2 separate regions of the Homo sapiens genome follow, and region 1 is linked to region 2. A link is a loop called in an ENCODE intact Hi-C map of the cell type or tissue named here. Cell type or tissue: GM12878. All regions are shown on one strand.

Evidence for each region. A loop is a pair of places that touch in the nucleus more often than their neighbours do. Peaks named below come from ENCODE experiments on the same cell type or tissue, not always from the same donor. Only the 100,000 strongest peaks of a DNase experiment are listed, where the experiment ranks them.
Region 1: a loop joins it to region 2, with 2.4 times the contacts of the local background. A loop is called at or near these places in 1 of 110 quality-filtered maps.

What each region holds. Positions count from the first base shown.
Region 1 is chrX:7,259,599-7,263,598 of GRCh38, reverse strand. STS (steroid sulfatase) reads right to left here. Exons shown (of 11, transcript NM_001320752.2): 6 at 3,827-4,000. Among named protein-coding and RNA genes, the nearest start is that of PUDP, 110 kb to the right of the region's middle. In GM12878, no CTCF peak of the experiment used is centred here; a DNase peak (open chromatin) is centred at 1,668; H3K27ac peaks cover 536 bases.
Region 2 is chrX:7,057,024-7,061,023 of GRCh38, reverse strand. All of the region lies in intron 3 of PUDP (pseudouridine 5'-phosphatase), which reads left to right. Among named protein-coding and RNA genes, the nearest start is that of STS, 89 kb to the left of the region's middle. RefSeq lists enhancers at 1,700-1,849, 2,654-3,154. In GM12878, no CTCF peak of the experiment used is centred here; a DNase peak (open chromatin) is centred at 1,603; H3K4me3 peaks cover 949 bases; H3K27ac peaks cover 1,106 bases.

The DNA of each region.
Region 1 (4,000 bases), 200 kb before region 2:
TTCATCATTCTGCAAACATCGTACAGTGCACTTACACAAGCCTAGATGGTATAGCCCACTGCACACCCAGGCTATATGGTAAAGCCTATTACTCCTAGGCTACAAACCTGCACCGCATGTGACTGTACTGAGTACTGCAGGCAACTGCAATGCAATGGCAAGTATTTATCTAGACATATGTACACATAGAAAAGGTACAGGAAAAAATACAGTATAAAAGATACAAACGTGGCCGGGCGTGGTGGCTCATGCCTGTAATCCCAGTACTTCGAGAGGCCGAGGCGGGTGGATCATTTGAGGTCAGGAGTTCGAGACCAGCCTGGTCAACATGGTGAAACCCTGTCTCTATTAAAAATACAAAAATTAGCTGGGCGTGGTGGCACACACCTGTAATCCCAGCTACTTCAGAGGCTGAGGCAGGAGAATCACTGAAACCCGGGAGGGGGAGATTGCAGTGAGCCGAGATCGCACCACTGCACCCCAGCCTGGGCAACAGAGCGAGACTCTATCTCAAAAAAACAAAAAAGATACAAACGTACAGCTGCATAAGGCAGCTCCATTATAATCTCATGGGACTTCTGTCATATACGTGGTCCATTGTTGACCAAAATGTTATTATGCGGTACATGTCTGCAATCCAAATTTTTATAATAAAATAGCCCCTTTAGTTTACACCTATCTATAACCTTGGGCAAATTCCTTCAACCTCCACTCACATAGCTGTAATATCAATTCTTTTTTAAAATTCCAAGGCTGGTGTTGATTTTTCTCCTGGTGTGCCTACCTTTTTTACTTACAAATGTCTGTTAAATATTAATTTGCCTAGAGTCTGCACTAACTAGATGTTTGCTCACATGTTCTTTTATTCTTTTGTTGCAGAGTCTGCCCTTTCTCTCCAGCTGTTCATGAGATTTCCATGGGGCTTTATTAAATGTCAGCAATTTCCAAATGCAGTCCTCTGTTCCAGGTTCACCCAAGCACTGCAACTTTTATCCCTCTGACATACTTAGCTTCTCATAAAATTTCATCTGAAATATTCCTCAGCTTTAAAACAAATTTGAAAATCACTGTTTGCAGTAGGAAAATCACTGCTATATGTTCAGCAAGGCCGTTTCATTTTCTTCTTCCTGAAGACATGGGGAGACTGCCTCTTAGCCCCATGTCAAGTCAGGGTGGAGACATGGGGCCTGGTCTACATGCTGACCCCTGGGTCAGTGAAGTAACAAAAAGCCCCCAAGGGACCCTTCAACTCTTTTCTCCTGTGGACGCTACTGGGAAGGCCATCTATTGAGATGACAGAACCACAAGATATTAGCAACCTGGATCCCTGAGTCTCCTCATGGAGCAAAGCTTCCCTAGAGCATCACCCAACCAGCAATAGATTTTGCATGGGCAAGAAACAAATCTTCAAGTGTTAATCCACTGAGATTTTGTCAGTCTTCACTGACAAAAACAGAAACTGGCAGCAGAAGTTGGATGTTAACCAAAATAAAAACTTAAATTGTGTGGTGCTCCCTCAGCCGTTGGGCAGCTAGTACATAGAATACTCTCTGGAGCCAAGTCCCAGAGGCTGAAACTGAGAATACTTAAAATGACCAATGACCAGTTTATATATTTCACAGTTCAATGACAATTTAGATTTTAACAAAATCTGTCAAAACTGAGAGGCGGTGTGAACTATAAGAACTAATCATTCTATTTGTGTCTCATTTTTAGAAGGAGGAAGTGATACTATCAATTGCAACTTTTGTGTAAGTCACTTCGTAGTCTGTTCAGACACCCAAACCATATGTGGGCTTCTGTCAGAGTTGATGAAACACTTTTGTGATACCAGAGAGATATACTAAAATACACCCTATGATTTATCTATTGCATAATCCGTGATGTTGTGGGTAGCAGGACACTGTTGTACCTCCAGGTGAATGGGTTGCTCCTATGCTGTTTCATAACTGGAAGAAGAGAGTGAGGAGAACCACTGCCCATTCCCAACCTCCAGTAAAGCATCAACTCCAGGCACACAAGATCTGGACAGAGGAACACAACATCTTCCATGTGAGGAAATGACAACATAATTTTCATAGAGTACGTTACCTTTTACCTTTCTCACCAGCCCTAACTTATGTAGCTTCCACATACCTTAACTATGTATTCTCTTCTTAGGCTGAGCATATTTGCTTGTTTTTAAATTAAATCCCTAATATAGTTTCCCTTCATCACAATAACTTCCTTTTCATTGTCATTCATTGTTCAATCCAGAGATTGATTTTACAATTTTGTGTCATGCAATTAATTGGATGACAAACCAATATTACCTATATTTCCTCTGTCTCCTTTATAATTTTTAAATCACCCTCCCAACTCTCTTTTACATCTCTCATAGAGTTTAAGTCACCATAAAGACCAAACGTCTGATTTTCAGATGAACTTTCCATTTCTCTTTAGAGTCCTGTTCTCCACAGTTACAAGTGGAACAAAATACTTTTATTTGCTTGTTTTGAATAGCAAGTGTTTTTGACATAGCCTCTATATAATATCTACTTAATTATATCTACTTATGCTCTCTATATTATGTATTATAATATAGATATATATTATACCTACCTATGTAATTCAGGAATGCTGTCTGCTCCACTGTTGATGGTTATTCCATTTACAGATTGCAATCCCCAAAACTATAAACTCAATGGGACCTGACAGACCCAAGAGACATCATTCACTTCACCCAGTTTACTCACAGAGGTTTTTGTTTTGTTTTGTTTGCTCAGAGATTAATCCAAAATATTTTGGATCTTTCCACATTGTTTATATCACAAGGACAACCTATAAACTAAACATAAGCCATTATCTTGCCTCTCTTGATGGCCACATTTGAAAATTAAAGACCAGTGGGGCTGGGTACTGTGGCTCACACCTGTAATCCCAGCACTTTGGGAGGCCGAGGTGGGTGGATCACCTGAGGTCAGGAGTTCAAAATGCAGACTGACCAAGTTTGTGAAACCCTGTCTCTACTAAAAATAGAAAAAAAATTAGCCAGGCATGGTGGCAGGCACCTGTAATCCCAGCTACTCAGAAGGCTAAGGCAGGAGAATCACTTGAACCTGGGAGGTGGAGGTTGCAGTGAGCCAAGATCGCACCACTTGCACTCCAGCCTGGGCGACACAGAGAGATTCCCTCTCAAACAAACAAACAAACAAAAAACCAGTGGGATATCTGACACCTCCTTTGTCATCAGCAGACATTAATTTGCCATGGGCCTTTCCAGCCCAGGATGTGGGGAATGTTGGCAAAGAGACTCTAAGGAGAGCACACTGCATTGCAATACCTTTCTAAGGCCATTAAACATGTGCTATGGCGAGCTCTGGCTGAAGAAATGTGTTAGGCATGGAAGGGAAAATGTGGCTAGCATAATAACCCTACCAGTTCTGGCTGGGCGTGGTGGCTCACGCCTGTAATCCCAGCACTTTGGGAGGCCGAGGCGGGCGGATCACGAGGTCAAGAGATCGAGACCATCCTGGCTAACACGGTGAAACCCCGTCTCTACTAAAAATACAAAAAATTAGCCAGGTGTGGTGGCGGGCGCCTATAGTTCCAGCTACTCAGGAGGCTGAGGCAGGAGAATGGCGTGAACTCGGGAGGCAGAGCTTGCAGTGAGCCGAGATCACGCCACTGCACTCCAGCCTGGGCGACAGAGCAAGACTCTGTCTCAAAAAAACGAACAAACCACAAACAACAACAACAACAAAACCCTGTTGGTTCTTCCACCTCCACGAGAAATAACCCAGAATGTTTTTTAACAGGCAGCATCAGAGGACAAGGCAATACCCACCGCTGTATGAACTGGGCCGCCTCCACCGTTAGCCTCTGGGTGAGATTGTCATAGGACATGGGCTGCTGAATGATCTCGTAGTTCCTCATCATGAAGCAGTTCAGGGGCCGGAAGTAATGAAGGAAGCCCAAGAAAAGGGTCAGGATTAGGGCTGCTAGGAAGAGAAGGCTGAAA
Region 2 (4,000 bases):
GTTTTCCAGGATTGAGAATATGCTCACGCCCCTCTCTATCTAAAGGAAAGGAGAGAGGGATGGACCAGGCCCTGTGTTGCCCTCACAGGTGCCCTGGGCGCCATTTTGTCATGAGTGGTCAGCAGAGCCCATTGCCGAGGGGCCTAGGGAGGGTGCCCTCACAGAGCTGGTCCCTTCAGTTCTGAATTAAGCAGTAGCCTCAATGCCATGTAAGCAACCATTCCTGCAAGAGGATAGGCATTTAAGGTGAAATCTGCCTCATCTGTCGTTATTTACAGGTAAGATTCAGAATAGTTCAAGAAAACAAGGCAAATGAATTGCATTTGCATTGACGTGAGTCATGCCACATTCAGCTACTCTTTGTGAAAACGTCCCCAAAATAGATTCCTCGGAGTGCTGCTTTGCGGGACCTTCATCGATTTGCTCTGAAGATAGGTGTCCATGCCTGAGAGGCCTCAGTGAGGTTTCAACTACACAGTTATCCATGGCAGCACTTCTGGAAACATTTCTGTGCTAATTGTACATGGCAGGTCCCCAGTTCCTCATTTAATGGGAGGAATCTCCTTTTTCTGGAAAATTTCTCTGGACTGCTGTGTCACAGAACATTCTAGAAACCCCTTACCTCATGAACATTCTACTACTAGACAATTTAGAATTGAACGTTAATATGGGCATGGGAGGCCAGTGAAAACAACATAAGCCTCACCTGGTACTGCAACACATCTTTGTTTGGGAAACACTGACTTTGCAACCACAGCTATAAACACCGGCTTTTATTTCAGGAGTCAGCAGTTACTATATTTGCAGGAAGGAGAACTGAGGGCATCCCTGTGAAAACCAGAAAATAAATCCATCCTGAAGGGCATTGGCTTTGTAGGCCTCTCATCCCCTGTTGAGTAGGTTGCTGGGCCATGCACAACGGGTGTCAGTATGGAAAGGACCAAGGAGAGGACCGAAGAGAGGCCTCTGCATTGCCAGCTGCCACGTGCTCACCACACAGACAGCTCATTGGCTCATCCACCAGCTCATTTAATCACGAAGTCTTTTAATCCCCTCCAGGTCCAATGAATTCCTTAGGCTTTTTTCTCTGTGTTTATCAGTTCCCATTATAAATGGCAGCTTCTTCTACATGGCACATTTGGAGATGACATGGAAAAATCACTCACACAGGCCAGCAAAGGCACTCTCTTTATGCTGTGATAATCCTGTTTGGGGAAGCCCCCTCTGTAGCTTCTCTCAAAAGCAGGCAAACATCGCTGTGCTTTTGCTGTCCTGACAATGTGTGGAGTCATATTATACAGCAAGCATACCACAAGCAAGTCACATCTAAGGCACCTAAATGTGGTTTTTCCATAACGAAAGTGCTGTTGAAAATAAACACAACTTGCTGCTCTACAGGTTAGAGCATTTTAATCCCGTACATGGCTAATCTTCCCGAGTCTGTCTGAAGTCATAATGTCCCTCTAAACACACAAAACCGATAGGGGCCTCCCGTCACACTTGCGGATCATGAGTCTCATGCAGAAGGCTACGTAAGATGAATTGATTTCACATGTTTTACTCAGAGGATGTGGAAAAAGAAAATGATTCTAGTGACCATCTAGAAACTTGCGGTTTGTTTTTGACTTTAAGACAGTCAGCACCTTTCAGGGCCTTGCTGGGTTTTCACTGGTTTCTGACAGATTGGTGGACGCGGCATCTGTACCATTAAAAGAGGAAATCAGGAAGGTTTTTTGAGCTGTCTTGAAGTCTTTTGCTCACCACTTAATTTACATACATACACTTTAATATGCATGCTAAGAGTGCCCGTAATGTACTTTTATTGAGTAAAATGACACAGAGAGAATTCGTTAGGAAGCTTTCCTGCCCACCCCCCAACCAAGTCGTTAAATAACTTTTTCAAAGGCTGTTCTCTATAGGAGAAGGAATCAATTTAGGGGTGTAGTTCATTCATTTACCTAGCTTGTAACTCTAAAGGGTTTTGTTATAAACATGTTTATATCAATAATGGTTTTATAGTTTGATTTTCAGAGCACTATCGATTCAGTAAAACAGTAGCTCTGCGGTGCACAAGGGATACTGACCTCCACCTCAGCACTATTACTTAGAGGAATGCAGCACCATATGTAGCTTACTAGTAGGTAGGTGGATGTTTGGATGAAGGAAGGGAGAGCAGGAGGAAGGGAGGGATGGATAGATTGATAAATAGGGATGGATGGACAGATGGATGGATTGATGAATAATATAAACAAAAGTACTAATTAATAACAAAATACACACATACCTCAGCAGTCATTTTGACAGCAGTACTTAAAAGTTTCATGTTTAAACAAACATCTAATAGTGTATATGTATCCAACATGACAACATTGTGGTACTTATTTACAGATCACTGTCTGACAAGGAACATGAAGTCAAACAGAACTTAAACCTTAGATATGAGCACTGCCAATCAAAATTAAAAACAAAGTTTAAGGCCCCCTTGAAGTTTTGATGTCTCACCATGTGAAAATTGAACTTCATATTACAAAATTAATGCATAGGAAAAAACCTCCTATGAAAAAGCCTGGTTTTGGTGATGAGATTCAGATCATACATGGCTTTATAATTGATGAATAGTTGTGAGCAGCTGCTGTACTTTCTGTGCTTCCATGTAATTCCAGGACCGCTTCTGGGAGCCCTGAAAGTACCCTTCAGTGACTTCCTTCCAAATGTTGTATTTCACTAAGCAAAAGGGAAAGCTTTATTCCTTAGAGATGATATAGTAATATTTGGAAAGCTCACTAGTTCCAATGAAGCACATAATTTAAAACAGACACATCATAGTTTAAAAGGTAAAATCGGTTACGAAATGTGATCCCAAGTAGGCACGGGCAGCACTCTGCCTGTGGCCTGGAGGAGGTCCCGGTGTGCAGGATTGGAAAGGGGCTGGCTCCTTCCCTGCTGTGACTGTTCTGTCTGCTTCCCGATGGGACGTGCTGTTGATCCCAGCTGCTGAGAAGAAATGGTGGGCAAGTGCCACGGGGACAGGATTTGCAGCAGGGAGGAGCCAAAGGTGGAAGCATCACCGGGAAGTGAGACCTGGGGAGGAACACGAGAGCATCACAAGCCGCGGGCCCTTCTCCTTCCCTCTTGAAAACCTAACCTAGCTCCTGACACTGCCTCCTACTGTGTTCCCTTCCTGCCCAAACTGTACCTAGAGCTCCATCCATAGACCTCGTCTGCTCACCGCACAGAAATGCCAGGGCTGCCGGGATCCCTTCTCAGCGCTCCTCCTTCTGTGTAATCAACTGCTTCTCTGCTCTGATGACACCTGACCGCACCTCCAGCTCACAGCCACAGTGCATGGAGACCCCGAGCCTTCTACTTGGGTGTCCCACGATGGCCTCAAACCCAACTTGTCACAAAAGCTACCTCTCCTTCCTGCCACCAAAATGGCGGCCCCAAGACCCACCACATCAGAAACATGAGAATCAGCTTCTCCATCAGGCTTAACATCCCAGGTATCATCCAGTTCCCTATTGCTTCTCAGTTTTTCCTCTAATCCCATCCATTTTTATTCATTGCTCTTGTGTTTGGACTGTTTCCCTCCCCCAATTCAGATGCTGAAATCCTCACCCCCAGTGTAATGCGTTAGGGGGAGACCAGGGAGCCAGAGACCACGCTGGCTCCCTGATCTCACACCGCCTGGCCCCAGACCTATGGGAAATCCCTGTCTGGGGTTTAAGCCACCCAGTCTGTGGTATTTTCTTACAGTAACCTGAAGGGACTAAGACACCCTGCTGCTGTCAGACAAAGATACTCTTATGTGCAACTTGCTAGTTATAAAATGGAACTTTTAAGCTATATGATATTTGTCTTTTAAGAAATTAAAGTACAAGGACTTTTTAAGTCCCCTGGACAGAGACCATCCCCAGGTCGCTGCTGCGCTTCAACATCGTTGGAGAAGTCAGTTCATCACCTCCAAGTGATAAGCCGCCAAGGTGCTTCACCTCCCTTG